Regions from separate parts of the Mus musculus genome. Here regions 2, 3 and 4 are each linked to region 1. Evidence: chromatin loops called from intact Hi-C (ENCODE). Cell type or tissue: left cerebral cortex. All regions are shown on one strand.

What was found. A loop is a pair of places that touch in the nucleus more often than their neighbours do. Peaks named below come from ENCODE experiments on the same cell type or tissue, not always from the same donor. Only the 100,000 strongest peaks of a DNase experiment are listed, where the experiment ranks them.
Region 2: it touches region 1 in a loop (2.1-fold over the local background); 7 of 42 quality-filtered maps call a loop at or near these places.
Region 3: it touches region 1 in a loop (2.1-fold over the local background); 22 of 42 quality-filtered maps call a loop at or near these places.
Region 4: a loop joins it to region 1, with 7 times the contacts of the local background. A loop is called at or near these places in 23 of 42 quality-filtered maps.

What each region holds. Positions count from the first base shown.
Region 1 is chr13:52,979,068-52,987,067 of GRCm38, forward strand. It overlaps Nfil3 (nuclear factor, interleukin 3, regulated), which reads right to left and starts at 1,972. Exons shown (of 2, transcript NM_017373.3): 1 at 1,794-1,972. Gm33424 (a long non-coding RNA gene) reads left to right here and starts at 6,898. Exons shown (of 3, transcript XR_382381.4): 1 at 6,898-7,139. In left cerebral cortex, CTCF peaks have their summits at 1,582 and 3,938 (motif pointing left); DNase peaks (open chromatin) are centred at 503, 1,276, 1,546, 1,953 and 3 more places; H3K4me3 peaks cover 3,334 bases; H3K27ac peaks cover 2,750 bases.
Region 2 is chr13:52,248,961-52,256,960 of GRCm38, forward strand. No RefSeq gene overlaps it. Among named protein-coding and RNA genes, the nearest start is that of Gm33116, 19 kb to the left of the region's middle. In left cerebral cortex, CTCF peaks have their summits at 1,601 (motif pointing left), 4,277 (motif pointing right), 5,407 (motif pointing right), 6,924 (motif pointing right) and 1 weaker place; DNase peaks (open chromatin) are centred at 3,861, 4,046, 4,349, 5,412 and 1 more place.
Region 3 is chr13:52,829,340-52,837,339 of GRCm38, forward strand. It overlaps Auh (AU RNA binding protein/enoyl-coenzyme A hydratase), which reads right to left. Exons shown (of 10, transcript NM_016709.2): 10 at 5,771-6,212. The coding sequence ends at 6,135. It overlaps Gm33315 (a long non-coding RNA gene), which reads left to right. Exons shown (of 5, transcript XR_003950688.1): 1 at 1-1,661; 2 at 3,293-3,522. Among named protein-coding and RNA genes, the nearest start is that of Gm33315, 4.1 kb to the left of the region's middle. In left cerebral cortex, a CTCF peak has its summit at 4,077 (motif pointing right); no DNase peak of the experiment used is centred here.
Region 4 is chr13:52,654,623-52,662,622 of GRCm38, forward strand. No RefSeq gene overlaps it. Among named protein-coding and RNA genes, the nearest start is that of Syk, 62 kb to the left of the region's middle. In left cerebral cortex, a CTCF peak has its summit at 4,011 (motif pointing right); DNase peaks (open chromatin) are centred at 410, 4,056 and 4,958.

The DNA.
Region 1 (8,000 bases):
ATCATTACACTAAGTAAGAATCCGGGAAGAAATTTAATATCCGGATACTTACCATATTATTCTATCTCCAAGAATAAAACTAGGTTATACAAGGCAAAAATACAATCTACTAACCTATATATACTTCCCATAACTCATATCTGATCTGGGGGAAATTATGATGTGAAATAAATACTTTTGACCTCATTAGCCGTTGTTATTTACAAAAGCCAGAAAAGAAGGTGTCACTTGGCCATTCCCTGTTGCCCTCTGAACGCAGCAGTTCCTCCAAAGTGTCCTTTAAAATGATAAATGGGGCCCCCGCGTTCACCAGCAGTCTCTGGGTGCTGCGAAATGCCTTCCTAAAAATACAGTCTTATCAGAGGTCTTGGAAGGCGTGGAGTTAAAACTACAGCAAATGGCCTTGAGCTCGTATTTGCACACAGCCCTGGAGAAACCAGAAATAGCACTGAGGCCAGGATTGTTAAAATGTGATAGGGCTATATTTAGAAAGACGTACATTTCTTTTAGGGTAAAAGACACACATTTGGCAAGCATGAGCTATGTCAAGGCTTAGTCGGTCGTCACTTTCCGGCTTAAAATATCCTTTAAAAGAACCAACAAAACCCCTGTTGATGGTGACATTCTTCAACGCTGAGATTGCCCTACTTTCTTTGTGGCAAGATTATAAAATCACGTAATTAGCTCCCTTTCTATGCTCAACAGCCAGCAAATTCGGCAGTTACATAACCTCACATTTCCAGGAATCTAGTAATGATTTGTCTTGTGGTGTCTTAAAAAAAAAAAAAAAAAAGCCAATGACGATAAGGTGAGAAAAAAAAAAAAGAAAGAAAGAAAAAGAAAGGCTGATGAAACGCATCGCATTCCAGTTGGGAAAAGTGGGGAGGCAAACGTCACAATGGCTCGTCCGGGTTTTAAAAATAACACCTCGGAACATTTAAGGAGCCCCCCCTCCCCCGCGCGCATTAGTGTCCAAGACTAGGATTTCTTCTTTCTTAATAATGAACTCCATAGAATCGTTTTTTAAAATATGCGTATTTGGGACGATACAGAGGTACCAATAAGGATCTAATAGCCAACGCTGCGCTAAAATGACCAAATCATTGCACACAAATCACACGCGCACATTCTCACATCAGTTCGTCCTCGGTGCCCACGTTTCATCGCTGGCCCATTATGCAATGTAAGAAAGGACACATCCCTCCACCTTCCCGAGGGCTCGTAAAACACGGTGACGACAAACGGGTTGGAAAACGTCGGTGCCGACACAGCGCCTGACACAAACAAACGCCGCGCAGGCATCTCCGATTGCCGTCACCGTTGGTACTCCCAATCCTCCTAAGCAAATCAAGACTCAACCCTCCCCTTAGCTGGCCCGGATTGGGGACTAGCGCGGAGAGACCCCGGAGAGCAGGGCAAGTCGTCTGGCTGCTAAAAGGATCGGCCTCCACTCCGCCTCCACGGCGCGCTCTTCGCCACCGAAACATCAATTTTCCTGAAATCCGGAGACATTATGCAATAGCGGGGAGGAGGAGGGAGCGCGCGGCAGCCCGGGCTACGTGCGGGCGCCAGGGCGCTGCAATCAAAGCAGCTACCTTAAGGTGGCGAGTCCCCCCTCCTGCCAAGGCAGCAAAAGTTTATGTAATGCATGCCCCGCGCACACTCGCCGCCTCCCGCCAGCCCTGCGCCGCGCCCGCACGCATCCCGCGCCCTACGCCCGCCGGCCGCGCGCTCCAAGAGCGGGCACGGAGCAGAGCAGGGCCCCCGGGGCCGCCGGTGGGCGGAGCGCTTACCGTGGTTCTGCTCCCTGGTCCGTGAGGGGGAAAAGAAAGGGCGGCTGTAACCGGGCTGGCGGCGCCGGGGCGCGATTCAAGCTCCGCCGGGCCCTCAGCGGGCGGTGGCGAGGGCGCGGCGCGGGAGACGAGCGGGCGCGCCGGGTCCGCGGGCGCCGTGGCCGCGCCGAGAGATGTGTGTTAGTAGGTCAGTTCCGAGCGCCGCGCTACGTCGCCGCCCGCCAGCCCCGCCGTGACGGGCGGCGGCCGCCCCAATCGCCGCGCCCGCGCCCGCCCCCGGCCCGCCGCCACTGGCCGCGCCGACAGGGGCGGGCTCCCCACCGCCCCGCCCCGCCCCGCCCCGTCCTCTCCGCCGCGGCGCCACTGGCAGTCCGCGTCCTTCTCTGGCCGCGGCCGCAGCTGCTACCCGCTGTCCGTGGGGACCCAGGCCGAGCGCTATGTTGCGCAACGGGACGCACCGCGGAGCAACCCGAGGCACGCCTAAGAGGAGCCCAGGACCCTTTTGCCCATTGCCGGCCGCGCCCTCCGGGTCGCTGCGCTCGCTCCGTGGTGCCAGCACCTTTTTTTGTTTGTTTGTTTCCCGGAGAGCCACAGAGGGCCGGGCTACCTGTTGCCAATAGAACCCCGGGTGAGGGCTATGGGGACACGGGCGTGGCGGGGACCTTGGCCTCCTTGTGCCCACGGTCCCCTCTGAGACCGGGAAAGGGGCGCGGCAGCCGGGCTACTGAAATGTCCCGCTCCTCTCCCGGGCAGCGCCGCAACGGTAACACAAACAGCGCTCCCGACACAATTAGGGCGAAGACGACCCCTACAAAGTTGTTGCGTAACACGGTTGGGAAACCAAGCTAGACCCGGTTGGTCTGTGTCCCCGACCACGTGGAGAGGTGGCGGCTGTCTCCGAGGACCTGAGAGTCCGCGGCCTCGGTGTCCCCGGCTGGGAAACCTACCCGCTTTCGGTGCTCGGGCTAGAGCAAGCCACGGAGGGCATTCCCCAAGCATCTTGAACTGGTAGTTCTCCTCTCCTTTCGGTTCTCAGTGAACACGCCAGCCAGCCCCCACCCCACCCCCCTTTCCCCAATTCCTGGGATGTACAAAAGACATAAGGAAATGGGAGACAGAGCATCTGGTGGCATGTTCTTAAGTCAGTCATCGGGTTGGCTATTGTAAAGGAACGTGGCAAACACTCCCCGCGTTTACAGACACGTAAGATTATAGCCGGCCTTGGCAAAGGGAGCCATATTCCTGACAGTGACGCACGCGCTTGCCCAAATACGGAATGTGGCAGGTGGCAAGGTCCTTGAGCTCGGACTGTGGGACCTGGGCTCGAATGATTCCCTCACTCAACCCCCTCCTTTCTCATTTTTCAAAGAAAGCAAACCCCAAAATAAAGAGTGAGTGTGCGGGACCCCCACCCGGAACATCTCACCAAGTGGATCTCTTTCCATTTACTCAAGACACACAGTAGTAACTCCACAAATAATCTCCGAGGCACATCCAGTGGTGATTTAAATGCCATTCACCGTTGGACTTTTGGACGCCTTCACAGGGCAATAATGATGGAGTCTAGCTGGTAAAATACCCCTTAACCAATAAAGCCCCCATAGCACAGATACGCAATAGAGGATAAATCTCCTTTCACGGGTGCTGATCAGTTCAGGGAACACCCCCTCCCCCCTTTACACTTTGTTTGTTTGGATTTTTTTTTGTTTTTTGTTTTGTTTTTTTCCGAAGAACTAACTACCTTGATGTAAACGAATCTTGATTTGGTTAATCGGTTCCACTTTTCTCGAATTTACTGATGTCATAGGATCCCTAAGTAGGTAGAATCGGGGAATAGCGTTTTCACAAAAAAAAAAAAAAAAAAAAAAAAAAAAAAAAAAAAAAAATTGAACTTGCCTGACTCACCCAAGGCTGACAGCGGAAGAACGGACTGCTGTGACCCACGAAGCTGTTCTTTATACTGAATTTTGAAATCTGATGCCTGTCTTCATTCCCGGGGGCAGTTTACATTGCGCCTCCACCACATTTATGCTTCCGTCATTGTCATCTAACTTGGAAATCAGAGGAAGTGTGAAAGATGTCTCTGATATCAACTTGGAAAACAACTCATTCGCGCCCCCTGGTGCTTAAAAACAGCTCAACAAGGTGATGGAGGCTCGGTCTCCAGGACCCGGGTGATGATGCGTCCGGTGTTACACCCTGGGGGTCCACCTAGTGGGCAAGTGCTTGCAATTAATTGAACTAGAAGAAAATTGAAACATAACCCTGGGGTGGGAGAATTTCCCCCAAGTCTCCAGTGTGCTGATTACTGAACAGGCTGTAAGTAGGGTCTCCCGAATAGGGAGATGGTGGAGGACTTTAATTGAAGTATGACTTTCAAACGAGTTTTTTGCGGAAGTGCTGGGGCTTGAACCCTGGACTGCTACGTGCTAAGCAAGTGCTTTATCGGTATCCTACCTTCGCAACCAAACTCAAAACGTTCTTACTCTAAGTGGCTGGTTTGTTTCAGAGCGGGAATTGGGTTTGGATGCAGGAGCCAAAGAGAGATGATCTAGACCAGAAAGCATTTAAGAATCGCTTTGTGTTTATACACTGCTGTAGCACACTTTGAGCAGCCAATATAAGAGGTGTAAGCTGAGAGCAGGTGGAGGATGTGGCTCTCTCTGAGAAAAATTTCAGGGCGTGTCCAGCTGGAGGGTCGAGAGTACGCTGATGTACGCAACCCGAGGGTTTTTTCTTTCACAGCGCCCGGCATCGAACTCAGGTCTAAGCCTGGTTACACGACTTCAGCCCAGTGTCCAGAAGCTCTTGGCTTGGGCCTTGATACATACACCTAGTATTTTATGGGGGTTCAGGAGGTGAGCCACCCTTGGACTCTGTCACGAAGAGAAAATGCCTTCACTGTTACAATACCAGATCAGGGGGACTGTGGCTCCAAGTTTTCAAAAGGTGACATTAAAAATACCTCGTGTGTGTGTTATGTATGTATATGAGTGTGAGAAATATCCTGCTTTTCGATGTTGGCAAGGAATTAATTTTCTTTAAAAGTGATGGCTTAGTGGAGAAAGGCACTTGCCACCAAGCCTGACACCTGAGTTTGAGCTCTGGTGGAAGGGGGTAACTGAGACATTAAAGCTGTCCCCATAACCTCCGTATGTGCACTATGGTGTAGGTTTGAGTGGACGCACACATACAACACATCATAAATAAAAGATAAATAAATGTAATGTATTTTAAAATAAATAAAACACTTTACTAATTGTAGCTCAGTTGGTAAAGTGCTTGCCTAGCATGCGCAGACGCCTGGGTCCAATTCCCAGAAGGAGATGAAACAGACTTGGTAGTACACGTCTGTCATCCGAGCACCCAGGAGGTGCAGGCAGCAGGATCAGACATTCAGTCATTTTCAGTTGTAACATCAGCCTCTGCCATGTGAGACTGTTTATGACTGATTGACTGGATAAATGGCTGAATGCATGAATGAATGAATGAATGAATGGTCAAATGACTGGCTGAAAGAATGAATGAATTGGTCTAGGACTTATCTGGATGGAATCTAGAGATGGAAAAATGAAGTCCTGTGGATATGGCTGGAAGGACAGTCACAGGCTAATGACAAGCCAAGCCTACAGCTCTCACTCTCTCTGCTCTGTATACCAGATGTCTGAATTTCTCTGTGGAAATGTTTCATTCGCTATGCACCCTTTGATGACCCCACCCCTTATTTGGTGGCCATGGCCAATGGGAGCACTCACTACCTACCACTGTACTGTGCTTATTGACCATCTAGTACCTCTTATTTGTCTTTAATTTTTAAAAGATTTATTTATTTTTATTTTATGCATGAGTGCATATTATTGTCTGCATGTATGTTCATGCACCACATGTGTGCCTGGTGCCTACAGAAGCCATAAGAGGACATTCAATCCCCTGGGACTGGAGTTACAGCTGCTTGTGAGCTGCCATGTGGGTCTGATAATTAAAACCCAGGTCCCCTGGAAGAGCAGTCAGTACCCTTAATTGGTAAGCCACTTCTTTAGCCCCATCTCATGTCTTTTTTTTTTTTTTTTTTTTTAAGACAGGGTTTCTCTGTGTAGTCTTGGCTGTCCTGGCATTAGCTCTGTAAACTGGCCTGGCCTTGAACTCACAGAGCTCTGCCTGCCTCTGCCTCCTGAGCGCTGGGCTTAAAAGTGGGCGGATGCTCCCACTGCTCTGCTCCATCCTGTATCTTTTAATTACAATCTGCAGAGCAGAAGAGCAGACAGCTCCTAGATTTCACAGTAGGGGCCGGCAGTCTAGGATGGGACTTCAGCTTTGACTTTTGGACTCCTTCATCCCACCAGGCATTGGCTCCTTTCAAGCTGGAGTAGGAAGTTTAGAGATCGCTGCTGTCCCCTAGCCCCACCCCCTCCTCTCCTGCCAGGCTCTTGCTGTGCAGTTCCTTCATCCATACTTACAAAAAAAAAAAAATATTCTTGGCCTAATTCTCCAAAAACTGATTTGGCAGTTTTGTTTTGGGGGAAGAAATTGAGTAATAAAAGAGGGTCAAATACCGCTCCCCAGAGAAGGGATGGCTTTAATGCACAGGAGCCGGTAGTTGAAATAGCTCTGCCCAAGCTAAGAAAGAAAAGTCTCTACACTGCTCACAGGTTTGCCCCAGAGGAGAGCCGCTGAGGGTTCGAAGGCATTTCAAAGGCTTTCCAAATGACTCAGGGATGTGTTGTAAGCACAGTATTGCAAAAAACGGAAGCATGTCTTCAAATTCAGCCGCACACGGTGTACATGTCAGGCACTGAGTGTCCCTCTGCTCATTCAAATTCAACAGGAGATGTAGGTGTTGGTGTAGGAGGAAGGGAGACAGGCCACGAGGTGGCAAGAGTCGGGGGGGCTCCATTAAAAACGGTCAGGATGGGGTGGGGGGGGCTCCATTAAATATGGTCAGGACTTTGGAAGCAGCTGATAGCATCCATTGCAAAACATGGTTGATGGAGCAAGCCTTGCGGCAGCCGTTGACAACCAAAACAGAGCTAGCTGGCTTTCAAAGATGTGAAATCTACAATTGTGAAACATGTCCTAGCGAAAACCATTTTACTAAGAACAAGAGATGACACATCCACTCTGCCATACAACTCAGACCAAGAAGGTGCAAAGCTTATCTAAACGCTCTGCCCAGAGTGCTTTACTGGAAGAAGATATGGCTGCCAACCAGAAGCCTGGATTCTAGAACATTCTGTACTCCAGTCTCATCTAGGGGATCATTCAAGTCTCTGAAGGCCTGCTCCCTCCTCCAGCCCAGAGGGAGTAGAAGTAGGCAGAAGTGATCCTGGAGCTTCAGTCCCTGCCAAGGTATAGTTAGGGAGATCGAAGAGGTGGGCTTTGCAGAGAGGCTACTCCAGGGGGAGCCTCCTCCTTCAAACTCTTCACGGTGCCTCTGTCTAACACTGCACAACGACAGACTCAGATGAAATTGTCTTCTGTAGTTGGTTTTCAGGGAGTTCTGACGAATACTCTGTCTGGCAAAGGCTCTTAGAAGCCAGGAAGCCGGGTGCTTGACCACACTTCTGGTCTTCTGAGAAGTTTCCAGTTTCATCAGCTCTGAGCAACTCTGCAGAAGTGCTCAGGGTTCAGCTGTTGCTGCATGAAGACAATCACGTATGCTACAGTCACACACGTGCACACACACACACACTCAGGGGCATCAGCTGCAGACAATCACACCTGCCACAATCTGTCGATCTCTCTGTCTGTCTCTCTGTCTCTCTCTGTCTGTCTGTCTGTCTCTCTCTCTCTCTCTCTCTCTCTCTCTCTCACACACACACACACACACACACACACACATACACTCAGGGGCATCAGCTGCAGACAGTCACACCTGCTACAGTCACGCACACAATTAGGGACATCTTATCAGGCCGTGTACTGTCAGAGTGATGGAAAAAATCAGGCTCTGGCTATCACCAAAGGATGCTGCGACAGGGCCCACTGGTGGCTACAGAAATGGAAATCCCTGTCTTCAGCTCAACTCCCTGACCCCACTGACAGTACTATTGCTGAGATAGGCTTTCCTCCATGGCTTTCTGCCTCAGTTTCCCTTCTTGGTAGTCATTTATGATAATAATATCAATTGCAGGATGTTTTTCGAGAATACAGTGGCTGATGTTACCCTTGCTTAGGAAGGGGCTTGCAGCACAGACTGGCATGTGTTAG
Region 2 (8,000 bases), 730 kb before region 1:
ACCAAAGCTTTACAAACCGGGGCCAGGATTTGTCTATAATAAAACCCATGACTATATCCCTAAAATGACTTTCATGTGACTCTAAGTGAATTTGTTGAGAAGCAGATTATAAGATGGGCCAGAATAAGGTGAGAATTCAAGCTGCTTTTGCTAAATATAAGAAGAATAATGTATCCCACAGTACTAACATTTGGTTTCTCTTTTCATTCCCCACAAAATCTCTCTCCTGGCGTGTCTGGATGTTTTCTTATTTGCTGTTGATTGTCACGAGGAGCAAAACCATATTTGTTTCATACATTTCTTGCCTGGATTTTCCCGGTCACCTTAGACTAGAATTGGCCAGCCAGTTTTTAGTCAAAAGATAAGACTATTCAATATGCGTGTATAATTAGTCTCATTTAGCAGCTCATAGGTGTTCATTTAGTCCCCCTTCAACTGCCACTCTGCAGTGTCCTTGACAGTCAGCTGACCTTTGGAGTACTAAGATCAGCATGATCTTAGAAGCTCATGGCTTCCTTTCTGTACTTGAGGTGAGGTTGACTCCTTCAGATAACAAGTGGCTTCTGGCTGCCTTGGGCAGGGGTAGATGTCCCATGCACTTGATGTGAGTGCCAATGAAATACATTCAGGGTCCACTAGAGCTCTGGGCTCTTGAGCACTGAGAATCATTGAGATGAGTCAGGGAGCCCTGGGCGTGTGACTGTACCTGTTCCCTGAGTGCACACACATCTCTTAGCCCTTGGGAAGCACAGATTCAGAGGTAAAGAATTTCAGGATGGTGACCACAGAGCATTCAGCCAAGTGTGGCCCTCTATGTATGTGTCTGGGGCTATGAACACGATGTTCCCTGATTGTGGACTGAACAATCCAAATAGGTTCTGTTATTGCTATGAGTGGAATCTCTCTAGAATGGAGACATGCCATGCTCCCTTAAGAATTAATGCAGTTGGGCAGCTGTGGTGGCTTCAAAGACTTCCCTAGGGCCCAGGCAGTTGGACACATGCTGCACCCCCCCCCCCAACTGGTGGTACTCTTTGGGAAGGTTTAGGAGGTCCAGCCTTGCATAAAGAAGTATGTTGAAGCATTCGCTGGAGTCAGGCTTTGACAGTTCATAGCCTCACACTGCTTCTTCTACTCTGCCTGCATCTGCCTGCTTTGCTCTCTCTGCTTCATGCTTGTGACTGAATAATATGTCATATCTCAACTTCATGCTCCAGCTGCCAGCTGCCTTGCTGTCCTTGCCATTATGGACTTTATCTAGCTTTCTGGAACCTTAAGCCACAATAATCTCTTTATTCTGTAAGTTGCTTTGGTTGTGAGATGTCATCAGAGCAACAGAAGAGTAACTAATATGGCTGATCAATGGCCTGGCTAAGGGACATCTCTAAGGAGTATGTTCACTTTTCCTCCCCAGAATTCCTGCTTATAAGAATTCTCTTATAAGGCATGGCTAAACGGATCCACACGTCTGTCTGCTTTTCTGAAAAGTGTGACTTTTCCTTTTCTTCTTTCTTTTCTCTGAGCGTGCTTCCCCTAATTCTTTAGGAGTCCTTCTTTCTCTAAAGGTCCCCTCCCTGCCATGTGGTTGCCTGCCACCCTGTGGCTGACCTCTGTGCTGGCATATCTCGGATGGGTGTGGCTTCTTCATCAGGCAGCTGTGACATCCACCCTTTACCCACTCTGGGGGTTTCCTTTTCCACTTTAATAAAAGTGTCCTGAGTTCCATTTGAGGCTGTTCTTTATGTAGGCAGTCCCAGGATGTGGCTTTCCTGAATCTTCAGCCTTTCAGTGATGCATGCTTTGAGTTATGCGTGCATGCTCTCATTAGATAACTTCTGTAAACCCATAAGCTCACCAAGCTGCATGTGGGCAGGTCCATTTGGGGGGAGGGTCACCAGTTTTCTCCTTGGTAAGAGTAGAAATCTGTCACAAAGTACCCCTGATTTTCTTAACTGTGACAGTGAGGTGGCCTAATGCTGGCATACTCCTGGAGGTCTTTCACCTATTTTTAATAATAACAAATCTGCTATGCTGGGTCCAGCATAGGTCTGAGGTCATGCCAATTGTGAACTGAAAGACTGTGGGCATGCTCCCACTTCCTCTGCTCTTATCGCAGTTCTGATATATATGTATATAATATGTATTATATACAATATATACAATATAGGCTATATACCATATATCTTATATATTGTGGATATGTAAGGAACATATCTTATGTAAATGTAAGATATATATCTCATAATTTTATTTGTGTGTGTTTGTACATGCACACACATGGATGTATGCCTATTTAAGGCACAAGTGTTTGAGTGTCTGTGGCAGCCAAAAAAAGAGGCAGGGTCCTCTGGACCTGGAGTTACAGGCATTTGTGAATCCGTAGACATGGTTCTGGGGGTGGAATATGGACACCCCCAGAATATGGTCCTCTGCAAGAGCAGCAAACTCTATTAACTGCAAATCCCAGTATGAGCCCATACTCCAGTCCCATGTATATATCCCTTCACAGAAGAGATAAGACCTCAGAAACCTTGTGATGCCTTCTTCATGCCTTAGCTTCATCATCCTGGAAAGCCGTCCAGTTTTTTCCCATCATGCACTTGGTCCATCTATGATGCTTCGGGTTCCTTCACCCCTTCCTGGATGTGGTTCTTGTCTCTCCCAGTTGGCTTACTGTCATCTGTCAGTCATTCCCTGTCCCCATGGCCAAGCTGCTCATGAGGAAGGTTTCTCAGCTCCATGCTTGTGGCCCCAGGCTTGGCTATGGGTCACCAGTGGCATGTGGCATCCTGTGTTTCTTCTTGGCCTTACTCTGAACACTTTTTTTTTTCTTTTTTGCCCATTCTGTGCTTGGTGTTCATTTCTAGAACTACAAGCAAAACTTTTTAGGTGTAAGGAAGCTGCTTCTTTTCGGAGGTTTAAGACCATATCTGGCACCAATTGAAAAGTAGTGTCCAGGCTGGAGAGATGGCTCAGCGGTTAAGAGCATTGACTGCTCTTCCAGGGATCCTAAGTTCAATTCCCAGCAACCACATGGTGGCTTACAACCATCTGTGATGAGATCTAGTGCCTTCTTCTGGTGTGTTTGAAGACAGCTACAGTGTCCTTGTATAGATGAAATAAATAAAAGAAGCCTTTAAAAAAAAAGTTTCCCAAAAATATGTAGTCGGCTTTGTAGCAACACAACCTCCAACTCAAACATGGATAAGTCAGTGTGCATTTATTGTCAGCAACAGAACTGTGTCTAGATCATATAAACTTACCTCTGTGCTGGGGCTGGAAGGACAATTTTTATGGAATTTTTATGATTTATATGGTAACATAATTTCTTTATAAAATATATGCATTTCTAGGTTTTCCAGTGGTGGTAGCCAGGCAATGAAGTGAGAAGGTATCTCAGGCGATTAGAATACAAATGGTAGGTCCCAGAGCCTAGAGGACTAGGGAGGAGGGGTGCCCCGAAGGACAGGAGATGGCTCTCCAAAGGGAAGCAAGGCCTAGATCACTGTTCCCACCCCGGTAGTGAAATGCAAAAGTAGAGAGATTTGCGTTATAAAGGCAGCAACAGTGTTGACTAATCTTGGTTACCAAGTTGACACCCAAGAGGGAGTCTCATTTGAAGAATTGTTTCTGTCTGACTGGCAAGTCTGTGGGGCATTTTCTTGATTGCTAGGGAGGTCCCAGTTCAGTGTGGGTGGTGCCCATCCCTGGGCAGGTGGACCTGGGCTACTTAAGAAGTTTTGCTGAGGGCTGGAGAGATGGCTTAGTGGTTAAGAGCACTGACTGCTCAAATCCCAGCAACCACATGGTGGCTCACAACCATCTGTTATGAGATCTGATGCCCTCTTCTGTCTGAAGACAGCTACAGTGTACTTACATATAATAAATAAATAAATAAATCTTAAAAAAAAAAAAGAAGTTTTGTTGAGCAAGAGCCCAGGATGGAGGCAGTAGGCGGTACTTCCCATGCCCCGATGACCACTCTGCATGGCTACTTCTTGCTGGGGAGTATGCACTGTGGTACCAGATACAGACAGAATTGACTCGGTATCTAATTAAGCAGCTCTCACCCCACATAAAATGTGCTTCAAGGATTTCGCATGTTCCATTCCTCCATGTTTCCCGAACCTTCTTGTCTTCTTTTATCTCTTCTCTTTCCGTCTTCTTCTTCCTCCTCCTCTCCTCTCCCCCAACGTTCTTTTCATAAGTTTTTAAATCTTTTGAGAACAACCGGTTAGATTCTAACTGCATATTCTCCTGCAGCCACTAGATGGAGCTAAAGTACACAGTGTCATCTGTCCACGTGCAGGTTAGCTTTACCTGTCTGTTTGACACAGGCTAGCATCTTCTGGGGAGAGTCCCCGTGAGAACTGCCTAGATCAGGTTGAGCTGCAAGCATGTCTGGGGAGTGTTGGCTTGGTTAACCCTTGTAGGAAGTAGCTGTTGTAGGAAGACCCAGCCTGAAAGTGGCTGTGCGTCATTCCCCTAGGACCTGGGCTATGTAACTGCAGGGACAGCTCGCTGACTGTTCTGCATATATGTGCCCATTCTTCCTCCCCTCGTCTGTGGACGTCATGAGACAAGCTGTCTTAAGTTCCTATTGCCTTGACTTCCTAGCAATCATGAGCCGTAACCTGGAATTGTGAACTAAAATAAATTCCTTCTTTTCTAAGTTGTCAGGGTATTTTATCACGGCCACTGAAATGAAACTCCGTAGTATGTCAATGGGTTTTCACATGTTTCAAATGTGTGCTTGCAGGAAGTATGGATCACTTGATTACAAGACAGAAGGTGTTTTTCTTAAAAAAAAATAATTATTTGTCTTATGTGTCTGTGTTGGCTAAGTGGATGTAAGCTCACCATGTATGTGAAGTGGCAGACATGGGTCAGAAGAGGGCACCAGATAAGATAGATCCCCTGGAACTCGAATTACAAGAGGCTGTGAGCTACCCCGTGAGGGTGCTAGGAGCTGGACCTGGGCCCTCTGGAAGAGCAGCAGGTGCTCTAACTGCTGAGCCATCTCTCCCATCCCAGAAGGTATTTATTAAACATCCTAGAAATGGCAGAGGAGAAAGAAGAAAAAAACAACTGTAGACTGTGTGCTCCGTCCACAGCAACCCACTCTTCCATGTAGCGATTACTTCACGTTTAACTGGAATCATACTCAAAACACCACCTAACGCCCTGATTCACCTGAGTGTGTGCTTTTATGGAGCATTGTGGGGTGATTTGATACATGTCCAGGGTGTTCACATGTGCACATAAACACTCATATATCTGGTCCTTTGAAAGGCGCGTTTACCGGATTGCCTTGCCGAATGGAAGCTGAGGGCACAGCCATTGCCAGTTTTCCTGATCCTGAATTCATCTGAGAAAAAAAAAAATTGTAAGTGACGGTCAGCAGATGGCGCTCTAAGAATGAAAACTGAAATTATGAGTCTTGGTATGCTCCGTCGCCAGGATTTCTGTCTGGAGGGGAAGCCTCTGAAAGATGTGTATGCATCACAAAAGCCTGGAGTAGGAAAACACAGCACCCAGGGGTCTGTCATGAATTCAGGGGAAGCCGGAAAGTCAAACATGCTCAGATTCAATGCTTAGTGATGCTCATGTTGACCAAATCCAATCAGGGGCACGCAGAGTCTTGCTATGTGGCTGCTGTTTAAATTAAGTAATTCCTAACACACTGTGGCTTTTGATGATGCTACTATATATGCTTGAATTTGTGTTATTTGGTTCCAAGTAACTTACCAAGTTCTGTTCCGGCTTATCTTCCATTTTTCTCCTGTGGAAATCCAGCCTTTCTTCTCTTCCTTTGATATATATATATATATATATATATATATATATATATATATTGTAAAAAAATCATTAAAAAAGAATGGGAACTATATTGCTTTTCATCTTTGGGCTAAATTAAATAGTAAGTGAGAGTTAGGTTTTGGTGATTAATTTTGCCTACTTGAACAGCTGTGAAACAGGAGCATAGGTAGAGTGGGGTCTGGTTTCCCACTCACAAACAAACCTTTACAGAATGGTTACACCACAAACATGCTCCTTACACCTCCAGGAAGCTTGTCTTAGCATGATAGCTTCCAGCTGAGTCCCTACTGGAAGAGTCTGTTGAGGTGGGCTGATCAGTCCTGCCAGTTTCTAATGGATGCTCTGCATAGCACCAAAGTGTGAACTTCCACCAAACTCCCGAGAGATGCTACAAAACTCTAAGGGCCTCCTTTCATCCTCCCACGTGTGTACATCCTAAGCTTCCTTAGGGGTCCTGGGATTACAAATGCTCACACTGTGCCCATGGTTTTGCAAGCCCTCCTGTTTGCACAAGTGATTTGCCCGCTGAGCCATCTACTCAGCTCCAATTTCAAGAAGTTTTTCTGTTTGGTGTCCTCTGCCATCAATCCTTATTTTATGGTTTATTCTTTCAACTTAATGTGTATCTTAGGGTTTGCATTCCTGCACAAACATCATCACCAAGAAGCAAGCTGGGGAGAAGAGGGTTTATTCAGCTTACACTTCCACATTGCTGTTTGTCACCAAAGGAAGTCAGGACAGGAACTCACACAGGACAGGAACTTGGAGGCAGGAGCTGATGCAGAGGCCATGGAGGGGTGCTGCTTACTGGCTTGCATCCCCTGGCTTGCTCAGCTTGTTCTCTTATAGAACCCAGGACTACCAGCCCAGGATGGTACCACCCACAATAGACTGGACCCTCCCATCCTTGATCACTAATTGAGAAAATGCCTTACAGCTGGATCTCATGGAGGCATTTCCTCAAGGGAGGCTCCTTTCTCTGTGATAACTCCAGCCTGTGTCAAGTTGACACGCAAAACCAGCCAGCACAACGTGTAAGGTTGTTTTGCATGAACAGATGTCTGTGTACCATGTGTATGCGTAGATTCCCAAGGAGGCCAGCAGAGGGCGCCTGCTATAGAAATTTTGGAATGCTCTCATTCTCCAAAAGTTTTGCTGGGCTCTTCCCATGAATGGAGTGTGATTGCCACACCCACCTGGGCCCATCCCTTTCTATCTTTATTACCCCGAGTTTTCTAAGACATGAGCTTTATTGTCTCTCCACATATAACAGCCTTTGTGGGGGGCTCTCAAGAGCACTGTGAGGTTTTCAGCACATATTTGTATGTGTTCCGTCAGGCTGATATTAACTGAGCCATTCTGATTTATCGTACCTGGCTCTGTAGTCTTAGCTTCTGTGTCTTGGGGCTCACTGTCAGCGCACAGACATGGCTAGGTGCCTGTCATTTATCCTGAGACCTTGAAGAGCACACACATTAATTCACAGACTTTATTTGCTTTTAACCCTTGGAGAGCCCTATGTGGACGCCCATCTCCCTCATGTAAACAGGGACAGCTTTATTCTCACATCGACTTGTTCTGTCGGGGTTGACTGGAGCTCATTGCCTCAAACTTTTTCTTGCTGGTGAGTCCTTGCCATGGCTTCTGGCAGAAAAGAATAGGCTTCGGCTGGCTCTGTTCTCTACCTGTTGAGAGTTCCACATTGCTGGGTTTCTTGTTGCCTAATGCAAGGCACTAGGTAAGAAAAGTCATGTACAGAAAAAGTAGCACTGGCTTTCCTCTCGTCCTGTGCCCTTGGTTGCGCAGAGTCCTCTTTGTCCGTTTATTTGTTTATTATGACAGAGTGACTCCAGCCAGCTCTGTCAGCTGAAGAAGAGTAAAGGAGCCAGGCACGGAGAGCAAGTCTATTAGAATTGATATAGACTCCTAGGGCAGAGAACAGGGCTGGACAGCCTCTGCTTCTAAGGGTGGGGGAGGGGCATTTGGGTTCAAGTTTCTCCCTCTTGGGGATTCCCCCTGCTTTCCTATTGGACCTACGGTGTTCGTGCACCTCGAGGTGTAGGAATTGAGTCTCTGTTCCTGTCTGTGAGTTTGGAAACAGCCACTAGTTAGTTAGGGTCTGCCCCTCCCTACTCAGGGTTCACCCTTAACCCCATTTTTGGTGTGGTAATAACTGATAA
Region 3 (8,000 bases), 150 kb before region 1:
TTAACGTTCAGAGGCTGGAGCCCTTGAAGGCAGCTTGATAGCAAGATTCAAGAGTGGGCAGAGCCCTGGGCAGGAGAGTTACGTGCTCTTAGCCCAGCCCAGCTCCTGCTCAGGTGGCCCACCAGACACAGGAAACAGCAGCACAGCGCTTGAAAGCCACTGGCTGATGAGAAAATACAGTTGTCTCTAAGGCAAGCCATATGTCCAGGCCCCCAACACTGTCTCTGTAAACATGCCCTTCAGGTATGTGTGTGCACAGGAACATGCATGCGTGTTCAGGTGTGTCTATGCACGTGGAGGCCAGAGGACTGGCTTGACCATAATGTTCCACAGACACTATCCATGTTGTTTTATGACACAGGGTTGCTCACTGACCTGGAGCTCACCATAAAGGCCAGGCTAGCTGACCGAGAGTCCTAAGGATCCTCTACTACTGACTTGTCAGCACTTGGATTGAAGCGTGCCACCACATGGAGGGTTTTTGTTTTTGTTTTTGTTTTTGTTTTGTTTTGCTTTGTTTTGTTTTTGTTTTGTTTTGTTTTGTTTTGTTTTGTTTTGTTTTGTTTTGTTTTGGTTTTGGTTTTGGTTTTGGTTTTGGTTTGGTTTTATTGTGGCCTCTAGGACCTGAACTCACATCGTCTTCATCCACTGGGCTACCCAGCCCACAATGGTGCCAATTCTCACGCTCAAACTCCTCCCAGTCTGGATTACCCCAAGGAGCACAGACCCATCCTGGGCCATACTTGTTTTCAATTCTAAGGCCCAACTGTCCCCTATTTCCGCCTCCGGACTCTCCCACCTCACTCCCCAACCCCCCACTGCCCCCACTACCTGAAGCCAGCATCTGCCACAAAGGCAGAGCCTCACATCTCAGTCCTCGTCCATGCTGAGGCAGCAGGCTGGTGCCCTCCACAAAAGCTGGCCCCCATTGCTGCCTAATACAGTGCTCACCCAGCAGCCCTGCCTGGGACCACCCACTTCCTGTTTAAGGGACTGTGCGGAGGGGTGTCTCAAGCTGCTTCTTCTGCGACCTTCAATTCTCACCTCCTGTGACTGGGCAGCTGCCATGCAGAGACTTATTCCCACCCCGCAGCATCTAAGGGCCCCAATCCATCCTGCAGGGCCCTGGGTTTTTTGAGACATCATTCTCCATGTAGCTCTGTCTATCCTGAATCTTATTCTGTAGACCAGGCTGGCCTCGAACTCAGAGATCTGCCTGCCTCTGCCTCCCAAGTGCTGGAATTAAAGGAGTGTGCCACCATCACTACTAGACCACTAGGCCAGGGCCTCTGTTCTTAGACATGGCCCCAAACTCTCTATGGTTGTGGGGCCTCCCTCCTTGCCCAGCTGTCCCCCTCTGAAACATGAAACATGAACAGTACCATCAACACCACTGTGAGGCAGAACCAATGATAAAGACAGGTGCAATGTGCCTGGACCTCTATAAACAGCAGCAAGTACTGACTCCGCTGACAAACAATGATGCTTGGCCTATGGCTTTGCTCTTGGTATCGGTGGAGCCAAAGTTTGCTCTAGAGTTCTTGGGTGCCCTCAGAAAACCAGTGACTCCATGATCATCCCCATGACTAGGGCATTAAGAACCGGATACAAGATTGGACATGGAGATGCACACCTTTCATCCCAGCATTTGAGAAGCGGAGGTGAGTTGATCTCTGTAATTTCAAAGCTAGCCAGAGCTACACAATAAAATCCTGTCCCAGGTTGGGTGGAGGGGGGAGGGGGGCTGGTCACGGCATCCAGCATGACCGGGGTGGAGAGATGAGGCATGTCAGCCATGATGAAAAGAGCCCAGATGGTGGTGAACACAGATGGGGTCCCTTCTTGAGCAGTGTGGTTCTCGGGCTTGACACTTGTCCCAGTGATGGATCGGTGAGGTGTAAGGCCAGGTTACTCTGGGCTTCACAGCAGAGGCCAACTAACCCTTGGTGTCCACACATCTCTCGGAGTACTCTGCTGTCTGTGAGCACCAAGGTCCTACACACAGACACCTAACTCAGCTTCCACTCCTGACCCAGTTTCTTTAACTAGAACTGGATAACATACTTTTCCTGAGGGATTTGTTTAACACTAGAGTGAGAAGAACATGGGCAGTATACGGGGCCGGGAGTATCAGCTCTGACGCCTGCCTGCCTGTCACCATCCGATAAGCACACCTCCTTTATCTCCCCAAGTCATGAGATCAGGGCAAAGGACATGCTTCCCTGTGTAGACAGCACACCCAGCAAAGCTTTGGTGCGGTTATGTCATCTGGCTGCCGGCAAGCACAAAAGTGCTGAGTCGCCAGTTCTGGGATCAATCCCTGACTTGTTGGGACAATGTGCTGGTCTCCCCTGGGTACCATAGGAGGCTAGAGTGAGCCCTTGACTGAATGTCACGGAGAGTCACACAGGGCCTGAAAATCACCAGGTAGGTTCCTAATTCAGTCCTCTGAACGACAATGTGCCACCCTAGCCTATCAACATACCCTTAAACACGTAAACATACTCTACAGGCATGTCAACATACCCTTATGGCACCACATCAACACTTGTATTTTGTGGTGCCGGGAGTTGATCCCAGGGCTGCACGTGTGCTCAGGCCTGCCTCCACCACTTGGCCACACTGTCAGCCCAATGCCATTTTTTTATGTTAGGGTTTTACAAAGAACAACCATGCTGGCTCCTATGAGCAGTTGTCCCCAGAGATCTGTCACTTGCCAAGGAAGGGCCACCTTCCTATCCACCTTCTCAAAATGTGAACAAGCGAGAGACAGGGTGGTGCATCCATAGTGTCTGTGTGCACTCTCTTTGGATTCCTCAATCTTCCCTACCAGGCCCTGGCTTTCCTGTTGCCCTGAACATTTAGAAAACGGTCACCAACCGCCAACTGTCTGAGGCTCAAGTGCTGTCCTCCGGCAGGGAGGGGAGGCGGGCTTTGAACGTTCCAGAAGGGAGAGCTGGGACAAGACGGAGCTGGGTGTCTGTAGGAATTTTAGGGCTTGAAACACAGATATTTTGAGTACAGGATTTACGTGACTCTCCTTGTTCCCTAATCGCAATCTGCACCCTGCTTCATTAGTATAAAATAGCTCTTATTTGTTTAGATTATCAACTAGCAACTTTCACGCATTTTCATTTTGTGACACGTGTACCATGGTTATTTTTAACATAGTATGAAAAAAAAATAATCTCAACTGGCTTTTCGATAAAGCCCAATAACCAGACATACTCGTCAGTTAATATTTAACTAGGTCAGGTAGACAAATAATGGACTTATTATTTTAAAATGTCAGCCTGTCAGGATCTTTGGACTCCAAATGAGAGTCAGTGGAGGTCATGCCATCCAAGTGGACATGAAGGTCAAGCAAAGGAGAGGGCCACAGCCAGCACAAACAAGCTATCTGAAAGGGTGTGTTTCCTCCAAGCCCTGGATCCAAGAACCGACACCCCCACCGCTGAAAAGCATCCTTCCCATTGCTGCTGGGGAAATGACCCTGCCGGACAAGCTGTATTTGATAAAGGGGTAAGTCTTGGTTGGTGGAGAAAACAGATCTTTCAGTGTAGAAAACAAAAATCTGAGATGATCCTTGAAATCAAAGAGATAACCACAAAAAAATCTATAACTTTTTTTTTTTTGGTATTTATTTTGTGCTGGAGATTTGGCTCAGGGGTGACAAGCATTTGCTGCTCTTGTGGAGTTCAATTCCCAGCACCCACATTGGGTCGGTCACAACTGCCTGTAAACCAGGCTCCAGGGAGCGCCAATGTCTCTACAGGCACTGACACCTGTACATAACCCTCACTCATCCACATATGCACAATCACACACACACACACACACACACACACACACACACACACACACAAAATGGGACTGACATGAAAATCCACGCCTTTAGCCCCATCACTAGGGAGGCAGAGGCAGGCAAATTCTGTAAAATTCGGGGCCAGTCTGATCTACACAGGGAACTTTAAGACAGCCAGAGCTACATTGTGAAACCCTGTCTAAATCATGTACTATTTATGTGTCTGCATGCATGGATGAGCATGTGTGCAGGTGCCCACAGTGGCCAGTAGGGGGCACCGAACCCACTGGAGCTGGAATCAGAGGCAGCTGTGAGCCACCTCATTCGAGGTGCTGGACACCAGGCTTGGGTCCTCTGCAGGAACTTTTAACTGGGAGGCAGAGCAAGGCTGGCCTTTAAAGCATGATTCTCCTGCCTGTGCTTCTCAAGTGCTAGAAGTATGAGTGTTCCAGCAGTCACTAGGGGCCTCTGTGGTCTGTAGGTTTCCTCCATCAGAACCAGCAGGTCTCCTGCTGAGATGAAGTGAAATGCTTTGTTTGCTTTTGCCTCTTGGAGGGTAACTGCCTTCTTTAGCCCACACATACAGACCTAGCCACCAGTTTCGGCTACTTCAAGTGCTAGGGCTGTAGTTGGATTGGTGGTATTCTTGCCTGGCATACATGAAGCCCTGGGACTCAGCCCCAATGCTACAGAAAACCAGGTATGGTGCATGCTTGCAATTCCAGCACCTAGAGGTGGGGACAGGAATATCACAAGTTTAAGGCCATCCTTGACTACACAGCCAACTTGGAAGCCAGCCTGGGCCACACGAGGCTGTTTCAAAACAGAAAAATACAACAAAAAGAACAGATGTGACCATGACTGTACACAGATACTCCATGCTGGGTGGCAAGGTCTATGAGTCCAAGCCAGCCCTCCACAATGGCTGGCCTCGGGGGTGGCAGCAAAAGAAAACCCAGGGAAGGCAAACCCACCAAGGACCAGCACCTGATCCTGCTGCCTCCCTGTCTTAAGTTGCTATAGGACTTTGCTCTCCGCTTCACAACTTGTTAGGAAACCAAGTGGTGACCAATCATCAACTGCTGACCTGGTCCCCAAATCCTCATCCTCTTCCATTACCAGTACCATTTCCAGCTCAGTTAGAATAACTGTGAGATGTTCAGCGTGTCGTGGACAGACAGGACATGACCCTGGGAAGTCTAAAGGACAGTCACCCCCCTGGCCAAGGTTTCAGGCTGAAGATCAAGGGTGTGGCAGTCTGACATCAGATGGTGGGGGTGGGGGGGGGTCAGCTGGTTAGCTGGGCTAGCAGATAGACGGATAGACATTCTGATCTGCAGCTCAGTGGCAGAGGTGGTGGCTGGTGCCATTGTTCTCTCTTGAGAAATTTAAGAATCACATCGGTGCACTCCCAAACAGCAGAGCAGGCTCAGGGTGAGGATGTGAGGGCAGGGCAGCAGGGAGGGGCATGCAGGATGCATGTGTGTGGTAGGAGGGAAGGGAATGCAGGATGCATGTGTGTGGCGGGACAGGAAGCCCACTGCAGTCTTCAGCAAGCATCAAGCTCTGTGAAAGCACAGCCAGGCCCAGCCCGGGACACCTCTGCCGAAGACACTGTGGCTTGAAGCCAAGCAGAACCACTGATGGGCTGACCCTTCACCCCTGTTCTGGGACCGTGTCACATGGTTCCTCGGCAGGGTCAGCAAAGAGACTTTACTCTGAAATCTGTTCTGAAATGTTGGGCAAGGGGCAAGACGCGGATTCTCAAATCACTCTCCATTGGCTTTATTGAAACTAGAGGGGTTTCCCTCAGACTGTCCACCCAGGTCCTCTGGTGGCGATGGGCATTTGTATGCTCGTAGCACATGTGTGTGTGTGTGTTTGTGCATGCACATGTGTGTGTTCCTATGTACACACATGTGTATGCTCGCATGTACATAATTACTCAGCAACTACATTTGGTATAACTTCACATTTTTGGGATACAGAAATAGTTTTATTTTCTTAATGCAGCATGGTAGACATACAATCAATTATTTCCTAGAGTGTGCAATATAAATTATTCACATTAAAAAATTAACGACAAAGCCTGATATGCGGGAAATATTAAAAACATATACCTAATTTTTACGTGTTTTGACCACGGACATTGCTAGCTTTATAAATCTGAATAAATATGACATGGCGCACAGTGGCTTGAGTACAGATGGGCCTGCTCCGGGTGTAGTGAGAACCCACTCTCCACTTTGGTCACTGCAATTTCCCATGGCAGCACGGGGTGGCTCTGAACCACTTCCAGCACTATGGGAGGCTGCGGCGGGCTCTCCTCCTATTCTCCCTTGTAGCGAGGAGGTCTTTTCTCCTTAAAAGCAAGAAGACCTTCCAGTCTGTCCTTTGTTGAGATGGTCTAAGAGACAAAACATGACACACACAAAAATATAAACCACAACAGTGGATCAAGCATTAACTACAAGAGCCACCAGCAGCTGCTGGGAAGGCCGAGAGTCCTTTGAACAAGTCTCCTAACAATGGGGCCAAACTATTTTTAACCCCCCCAAATTTTTTCCATTTCTACTATGCTTTAAACATGAGATATCTGATTTCCAGAAGCTAAACAAATGAAAAGCTCAGGAAGTGGAGACCCCCGTGCTCTCCCATGTCCAATGGCCTGGATCAGAGCACACAGCGGCTACCTTGTGAGGAGTCGGTGGTCTCACGCACTTGTACGCTCTGTGGGTTTTGAAAGAAGTGCAACATCACCTGTCACCACAGTGTACAGAAGGGCTCAGCTGCCCCAGGCATCCTTAGTTCGCTACGTACTCATCCCCAACCTGCCAAACACCTCTTCCAGAATGTCACTGGGCGTCGGGAGTCACTCAGTAGCCAGTACTTTCAGACTGAAACCTTCCCTGGAGCACTGTGAATTCAAGGTTCCTTTGTGCCATTTTGTTACTTGACAGCTCCCCCCTTCTTCTCGCTGTGCAATATTCTACCACACAGATGTACCAGGTGGTGTATCACCTATACAAGGACCTCTTTTTATTTATTCTTGAGACAGAGTCTCACTATGTAGTTGAAGCTATCTTCAAAGTCTTGTTACCACAGGCTAGCCTTGCCCTTTCTTGAATTTTAGTCTTGTGTCTCTAGACCTGACTCTGAAGCGCACGTTGACTGTTTCTAGATTAGCAATTGTGAACAAAGTTTAGCAGCAGGTTTTCACCTTGTCTCAGTAAACATCAAGGGGCACAGTTGCTGGGTGACGTGGTCAGTGGACACTCGGCCTTATCTCAAACTGACATCTATCTTGGGGTCACTGAACCACTAACCCTAGTAGCCACAGTGAGAGTCAGTGCCCACTGTTCTGACTTCTGGTCACTTAACACATACTTCATAGATTTCAGCTTCCAAATGACAGGCGTTTGCAGCACAGTCTCAGGGTACAGTTTGTCACCTGCTCGCCTACTGCGGTGAGGAGGCTACTCGGGGCTCTTGTCCGTTTCTACAGTGGGTTTTCACTACCTTACTGTGGTGTCTTGGATGTGAGGCCTTTACTGGGTCTACACTGTGGGAAGGCTGGCTCCCAGCTCACCCCTTTCCATCCTTCCAGCCGAGTTCTACTGAGCAGAAGTGAATTTTAACGGAGTCAGACCCTCCGCTCTTCTCTCTCGTCTTCTCTCTTCGGTGGCTTTACATCACCATAACCAAGGCCAAGCCTCCGACTATACTGTACAGTGGCGGCTTTCCCGGCCACTGGGACGGAACCACGTTTGGTGCAAAGGGTAAGGCCGTGTGCATCATATATGTGGATGCCCGGATGTTCCATGTTGCTCTCGCTCCTGTCTGCTCTCCACTGAGTGGTTGGTGTCCTTTTGTTAAAGTATCTTGACTGGTGCGGGCCGTGTGAGTCTCGGAACTCAGCCCCAGATGGACTTACGAGCTCTGTCACCAGCATCACAAAGCCTTGAACCTGGGCACTCTTGGTTTCCCAGCTTCATCTTCTGGCCACACCCAGCTATCTATTCTGCATCTTGTCCTTGGACTTGGAATCAACCTTTTACTCACTAAATAATGAGCTGAGATGCTTGCTGTTATAGAATGTCCAGCATTATTAAATGGTCAGACTTTTTTGTGTTTGCTTTGAGACAAGGTCTCACTTTACTGTGTGGCCCTGGTTGACCTGGCATTCACGCCTGTT
Region 4 (8,000 bases), 320 kb before region 1:
TCTGAGCCATGTAAGGCCTGGAAGTAACACTGTCTCCACCTTCTCAAACCAAGATTCTTTCCCTCGTGCTTTTAGGACTGTACACCATGTGACTGACATGTGTGTACACCATGTGACTGACATGTGTGCATCCTAGGTCACCTTCATGTCTCAAAAGCAAGTGGACAGTAAAGTCCAGGGTGAGCCGTGCTGCCCTTGGTAGCTTGCAAAGACTTAGTCTCCACAAGGGAGGAAAGTCCGCCATTCACACGTCTGCCAGAGTTCAGACTTCTTTCTCCCCCTCCCAAACCTTAAAAGTGCCCCTGGCTGCTTTTGATGCTAGCCACGAGGAACTCAAGGGACAAAGAGACAGCTGTCTTGACAGATTGCAGGCAAAAATGTGTTAATTTGGGAAAGTTCTTTTTTTAAAAAAAAAAAGTGACTGCCTTGGTACATCCTTTCTCGGGATCTTGGAAGGAGCCCATGCAGACACCAGAAACAGAGAGTCGCGGTGGCAGTTTGGCCAGGGGACAGCGTGCCAGAGAACAACGGGGTGTGAGGATAGAACACAGTGTGGAGACAGAAAGGGAGACATGATAAAGAAGGGGAGTGGCAGGGGAGGAGAGGAGGAAAGGAAACAAAGCGGGGATAAAAGTAGAAAGGGGGGAGTGAAGGAAGATGGGAAGGAATATCTCAAGAGGGGGAAGGAGGAAGGAAAGGGGAGAGGGAGACTAGTGTGGAAGGAGAGACTGAGGGAGAAGGGAGAGGCTGAGGGAGGAGGGAGAGACTGAGGAAGGAGGGAGAGGCTGAGGGAGGAGAGAGAGGCTGAGGGAGGAGGGAGAGACTGAGGGAAGAGGGAGAGGCTGAGGGAGGAGGGAGAGGCTGAGGGAGGAGGGAGAGGCTGAGGGAGGAGGGAGAGACTGGGGGAAGGGGGAGAGACTGAGGAAGGAGGGAGAGGCTGAGGGAGGAGGGAGAGACTGAGGGAGGAGGGAGAGACTGAGGGAGGAGGGAGAGACTGAGGGAGGAGAGAGAGGAAGGGAGAAGGGAGAAGAGAAAGAGAGGAAGGAGATGGGAGGAGAGGTACAGATGAAAGGAAGGAAGAGAGAAGAGGAGTTAGGAAAAAGAGGGAGAGAAGAAGTGGAGTGGGGTGCTGTATTGGGCATAAATGATGTGAACAACAGGCCAGTGAGGGAATGCCCCAAAAAGTCAAGTCTAAGCTTGGGAAAGCATTCCCAGAGCTGGAGTCTCTGAATTGGACAACCTCAGATGTGGCCAAATTGTCCTAAATAAATATGTTTCACTATGGTCTTTGGTGAGGGCTCCTGTATGGAGGGCACCTTGCCCCTCCCCTGTGGGCAGCCTGCTGTGTTTCCTAACTGTCTTCTGTAGAAAGGAGATTCTCTAAAGAGAGAGCCCTTCACCCCAGACTTCTGAGACAACATCCACAAGGAAACGGAATTCCCCCAGGCGTCTCATGCTGGAGGAGGGAAGAGGTGCTAGCGTCTAGTACTGGCCAGGCAGGGTGAGGCTGAGGGCTTTTCTCTCCTGGGAAGAGATTCGCACAGTGCTGACAACCTGTAGTGACTTTGCAGGAGAAACTGGGGCTGAGACAATGAAGGCTTAGTGGCGGGTAGAGCTCCACCTTTGACCTATCTTCTACTTAAGCCTAAACTTAATGTCAGGACCCTAAAGGTGACTTAGGGGGTCACCAGGTATCTCTTTCCCTACTTTTTACTAAGACCCGTCTGTTTAATGGTCATATTAAGGATGGGTGGCGGGCCAAACATAGCCTGATAGGGCTTCCTGGGCCCAGGCTGTAACCCCGACAATCCACTAGCACAGCCCACTCTGTCCTGATGTCCACCCCATTCCCCATTCCCAGGGTCTATGCATCATCAGCTTCCAACAGAGCTGCTTTTAGCTCTTAGCATCTTCATTCAAATAGCATACACACCCTCTTCAGTGGCCATTGTCCACTTTGGTTAGAGACATGGCACAGGCAGGGTGATGTCCTGGCATCGTCTGGGTGAGGCAGGGTCCTTTTTAATGTCAGGTTCCTCACCTTAAACAGCTTTATGGGCTTTCTAGGCCAAGACAGAGAACAAGTGCCACCAGGTGAGACAAAGAAGCTCAAAGGGAAATTATGCATGCCACTGCTGGAGTCACTCCACTTGGTGGAGTCAACCCTGGGCTAGCTGCTATCTGAGCAGCCTATGTGGCTTTATCCAGCAAGACTTGTGATGTCCTAGCTTTGTTTTCTGGTTCCCACACAAATAATCACCCAGGGGTCCTATCTCCTAACTGCCTGGTCTCTCAAAAACCCCAGGAACAGAGCCATCTCTGCACTCGGGGTGGGGGTGGGGTACACTTTGAAGAACAAAGATGAACATTATCGTCATTGTCAGCCTTCCCCAGAGGGACTAGGGGATCTCTGGAGACACACACAGAGATTGATACACACACACACACACACACACACACACACACACACACAGATAGACACACAGACACACATACACACACAGACACACATTCAGACACACACAGACACACATACAGACACACAGACACATACACAGACACACATACAGACACACAGACACACACAGATACACATGCAGACACATACAGACATACACAGACACTCATACAGATGCACAGACACACACAGAGACACATACAGACACATACACAGGCACACATAGAGACACAGAACAAACATAGAGACACATTCAGACACACACACAGACACAGAGACACACAAATAAACACACAGACACACATACAGACACACACAGACACATCCAGACATACATATAGACACACATACACACACAGACACACACAGACACACATACAGACACACACATATGTGTATGTGTGTGAGAGAAATGACAGAACAAGGAAAGGGGAAGAAGGGAGAACAAGGGAGACAACATTAATGATGTACACACAGATATACAGAAAGAGACGGAAGAGAGGGGACAAGCGCGATGTAGGGGAAACCCTGGGGAAGTTTTCCACAGCACCAGAAGACCCAAGCCGTTTTGTGAAGCCAGGCTCGGCTGGCTGTGCCCTGGTCTAGTGGAGACTTGTTCTAACTCTAAAGGGGCATTCCTCTGAGGAGTGGAAGCTGAGAGCCGAGGTGATGTCTCACAAAGTCCCAGCCGCTCTTGGCCATGCCAACAATTAGTGAGAGCAACTGGGCCCCCGTTCTCAGAGCCCCTCCCTCAGCTTGGAGAAAGCCATACGAATTTCCCTTTAACTGTCTAGTCAGCAACGGTTGTAACAGTGTGTGTGTGAGGGGGGGTGGGCATTAATGTGACAATGTCCTCAGGACTGCTCCAAGTGTCCCCATACCCTGCCCTAGTATCTGTCTGTCTGTTCACAGCCAGTCACCAGACTACCCAGCACCAGCTCTGAGCCCACACTCGAGAAGTACCTCGGCCACCAGTTCAGGGTGTTTTCTTGGCAATCCGTACTGTGAACCCCTCAGAAGGCATCACACAGCAGCAGGATTCCAAGTTCAATGCTCAGCCCTGGGTTCCCTGACTTGCACCAGGATTTCCAGGGCCCATCATATGAATCTCAGCCCTGGAATATGCCGTCCCTGTAACACCAACCCAGCCTTCGGCCAGCCCTCCTGCACGTGTCATGGGGTATACCTGGGGGATGGGTCACACAGATAAGGACATCCTGAAGTAGGGTAGGTCACACAGATGATCATGAAGCAATGTCCAGAAGGTGGCCGTTGGCTCTTCTGGTTCATATCTTTTAGCCCGGACCATGTTAAATAAACACAAGCATTACCAGGAGGTCAGAGGATATGGGAGGAAGAAGAGGAAGACAAGAGCAGGAAGGGAGGGTCTATCATATCACCAAGCCCCTAACACAAAGATGAACGTGCCTGGCCAGTGGGCCCCTCTCTATGCTGGACAAGACCCCCCTCTTATCAATCACCAACTCAGAAAGTCAGTGCAACTTTTGGGGATTCGCCTGTCAGTGCTACTCTTCATGTGTCCAGTAGGTGGCAGCAGATCCTCGGACAGGACTGCCACGGGGGCCACAGGCAGGAAAGAGCTGCTTCCTCCTTAACAAAGTACCTGTTTTAACAAGAGTCAGCGCTGCCAAGTGGATACACGGCAGGAATCACATTCCAGCAGGTGCAGAAATAATATACAAGGAAGCAATTTCTAATCTTGGACATCAAAGTACTGCTGAGTGGGAATTTAAACGGATCTCTTTATTTACTCTTTTAAAAATCTACTCGGAGCCTAGGTGGCGGGTGGCTCAGTCGACAGACAGCTTGCCTAGTGTGCTTTAGTCTGAGTACTGAGTAAAAGCGGGTGTGTTCGCTTGCTGCTCTGCTACATAATCAACGCAAGGCCTGACTGGACCCTGTCTCAAAAGGGGGTTGGGGAGGAGAGTCCACTTTGCACAAAATCATGTCTGCTAGTTTGACATCAAAATAGAGTCATCTTGGTGGCTTTGATTGGCAACGGTGGGGTGCAGACTAAGCGAGAAGCCTGTTGGTCTCTGCTCCAGTGTCTCTTGATTACTGGAACCTCGGGACCTTTCCCAGGAAGCCAGTGGTTTCAAGGACGACACGAATGCTCAGCCTTGCTAATGGCACTCAGATAACCTGGGATTTTGACCAAGGGAGAGCGGTTTGAAAACCAAACTGTGACTGACTCATGAGTTATTCCAGACTAGAAGATTCCTGCTTACAGCATCCGGGAGCCAGGGAGAAGCTATTCAAGCCCAGCCTGTGCTTTCCAGGCAAGGGCGTAGCATTGTGCACATTTGAGATGCTTTCGGATGGGCATAGGTGAAGACCCTGGCTCCAGGCTCTGCCCTGCCTCCACCTGGTCCTTCTCCCCGTCCCAGTACCTTCTCACGCCCAGGCATGCTAGCTGTGTTGAGAAAAACCGCAAGACAGGGACAGCTAATGTCTCTCCTTGATTTTGAGACATGAGTCAAAACCAACGATGAGCAATCCTCCTGACACAACCAAGAAAATATCTGAGAAATGCCAGAAAGATCGACAGGGCTTGGGTGGTGCAGAAATGTGTCTGTTTGCACAGGCTCTTCCTTTTGCTAACTGCGATCAGGGCCTAATGATGGTGCCAGGAGGGAGAAGGGGGCTAACCTGAGCACATTGCCAGGAAGCCAAGCTTACTATTCAGTGCTTTGAATAATCATGACTACCCCGGAGATTCTCCTTGGGACTTAGATATCCTGAATTAACATCATCTGTCTGGAGCTGTCTCTCTCGTGGCTCCCGGTTTGGGGGCAGTGGTCCATGAAGGGCCCATGGAGGGAAGAGAAGCTCAGTCACCAAGAGACAAAACAGATGGAGAATCCTGTTCCCATCGTGGGAAGATAAAGAAAGCACTGGCCCAGAGGCCGCCATGAGCTTCAAAGGCCCACCCCCACAACCTGATTCTCCCAGCTGGACCCCGCCTCCTCCTAAAAGCTCCATGTCCCCTCTCAACAGTACCACCACCTGGGATCAATACTGGGAATTCCCATGGGAGACATCCGAGATTAAAACCCTAGGGATCCCAGATCAGAGATCAAAGAGTGGACATGGGATGGTGCCACTCACTGGAATCCCTAGTGGCACGTTGGCAACATCTTTCTTTTTTCCCCATTCTTCTGACTGAATGCTCTGCTTGGCTTGAAATCTTAGTGCCAGAGGGAAGGAGATAGTTCCAGCACAGAGCAAGAACTCGGCTGCACGGAAGTGGATATGAAGACTTGATCTGACCCCTTTGGGATCCTTCATAATTCTGAGTTAAAAGTGAGTTACTGTCGGTGTCTGCTTTAATGTCCCAAGAGAAAATAAAGTAGGTTATCGCAAAGGAGGTGGTAAGGAGTCTGCCTGCAGCACAGGAGGACCCACAATGCATCGCAACATTACCATGCCTTGCACACAAAGTCAAGGACTACGGCGATGCACTATAATAAAATTATCTCTTATATTCTACAAGACTGGAACTTCTGCTGGACCTCACAGCCAGAGTTAATAATGCACCTTGAGGTCACTTAAGACTTAAGGCTGCTATCCTACTGTGGACTCAAACTGTTTGTTTAGTCTGCCTCTAAGAGAACACTGTAATAACCAAGCTTGCTTGCCTAGGATTTCCCATGTAATCAGCTTTTACAACCGAAGCTAATGCATAGCTGCAATCTTAAGTTATGCACTCTTCTATGCCCCCAACCTGGAACAAGGCATATGTATCATTTGCTTTAAACAGCAAACACAGAAGTTGAAGGCAACTTCTTAAAATCTATCCTACAGGTGGATGGCATCCACTTATGGACGCTGGCCAATAAGCAGTGATGTTTGTTGTCTGAGACAGTTAGGACCAGTTGGAGCCAGTGACTTCATCCCTTATAAAACCTCCGTTAAAGATTTCTGAAAAGAATCCCATTCCTTCCCCGAGAGATGCTTTCCATGACTCTCAATAAAGGCAGAGCAAAGGCCTGTGTTAGGTAGAACAGTCACGCCACTCACAGACACAGAGACAGACACAGCCATGTGACAGATACAGGGAACGATCCGAAGGATAGCCTTCAGTCAGGCACAGGCTTGGACTCATGTAGACAGAAGACAGAAGGCCTAGGGAGCATGGAGTGGAGAATTTGAATCTGAAATCCCTCTTGGCTAAATGACTCCAAGGGCAAGAGCTTTTCTTTCTTTCCTCAATGTGATACTGACACATTATTGGTGGCTTGCAGCTAACCACGAACCTGTTTAATCTGCCCAAAGGACAGAAACCCAACTCAAGTCAGATTCTGGGGTCTAGATCCTTTAGGAAAGATGGCGTGGATCACCCCACAAGGCAGTGATGAGGTAGAGCGGCTTGGAGACTGAGAGGGGAAAGCAGAAGAGGCGGTGAGGCAGCTGTAGCCTTCAGACAGGTCCAGGTCCAAGAGCTGGCTATATCCAATGGCTATGGATATGCTTGTGTGTCAACACAATAAAACGCTCTGCTTCCTTCTCTTAAATGACAGCACACAACATGCCAACTTTACATAAGAATTTGAGTGGTGGTAAGTGTTACAGTTGGGGTGGCCAAGGTGCTACATTAGAATCGCCAGGGAAGAAAGTCTCAATGTGGAGGTTTCTAAATAGATTGACCTGTGGGAATGTCTATGGAAGATTATCTTGATTGCTTTAATTCATGGTGAAAATCCAGCCTGAAAATGGGTTTGGGTTGTGTATAAGAGTGGCGAAGGTCATCTGAGAAGCAGCCAGGCATGGATTTGCTGTCTTGACCTCACGATGTGACATGATATGACATGACTTCTCAGTTCCTACTGTCTTGACTTTATTTCCCTGTAACCTTGAGTAGTGAACTAGAATAACCACCCCCAAGTCTGTTTCCGTGATCAATCACCATGATCAAAGCATCTGGGGAGGAGAGGCTTATTTCAGCCTCTGTTCCACAGCACAGTGAGCCCCTGAGGGAAGCCTGGGCAGGGACTCAAGGCAGGAGTTGAAGCAGAGGCTGAGGAGGAACGATGCTTACGGGTTCGATCCCCTAGCTTGCTCAGCCCTATGTACAACCCAGCTCCACCGGCCCAGAGGCGGGCAGCCCTGCCCACAGTGGATGGACCCTCCTACATAAACCATTCATCAAGAAAATGCCCGACAGACTTGACTACAGGCCAATCTTATGGAGTCATCTTTTCAATCGAGAGTCCCTTTTCCCAAACGGCTCAAGCTCGTGTCAAGTTGACATAAAACTAACTGGTGTGGTCAGGGTGTTTTATGGGGGATGAGGACAGTTAAGTTTTACAGTCTAGATTACAGAATATGTCACTCGAAAGCTTTTCCCTCTCTCCTGGTGAGGGATTAGTGAGCTTGAAATTTTGCGCAGCCTACTTATATCATATTAGGTATCATTAAGACGTTGAGAGCGTCTGACCGGTGGCTAAGTATCATCTGAGGAGATACACACAGGTGTCAAGTTGACACCCAATAGATCTGAGATGGTAAAGCTTTCATTGTG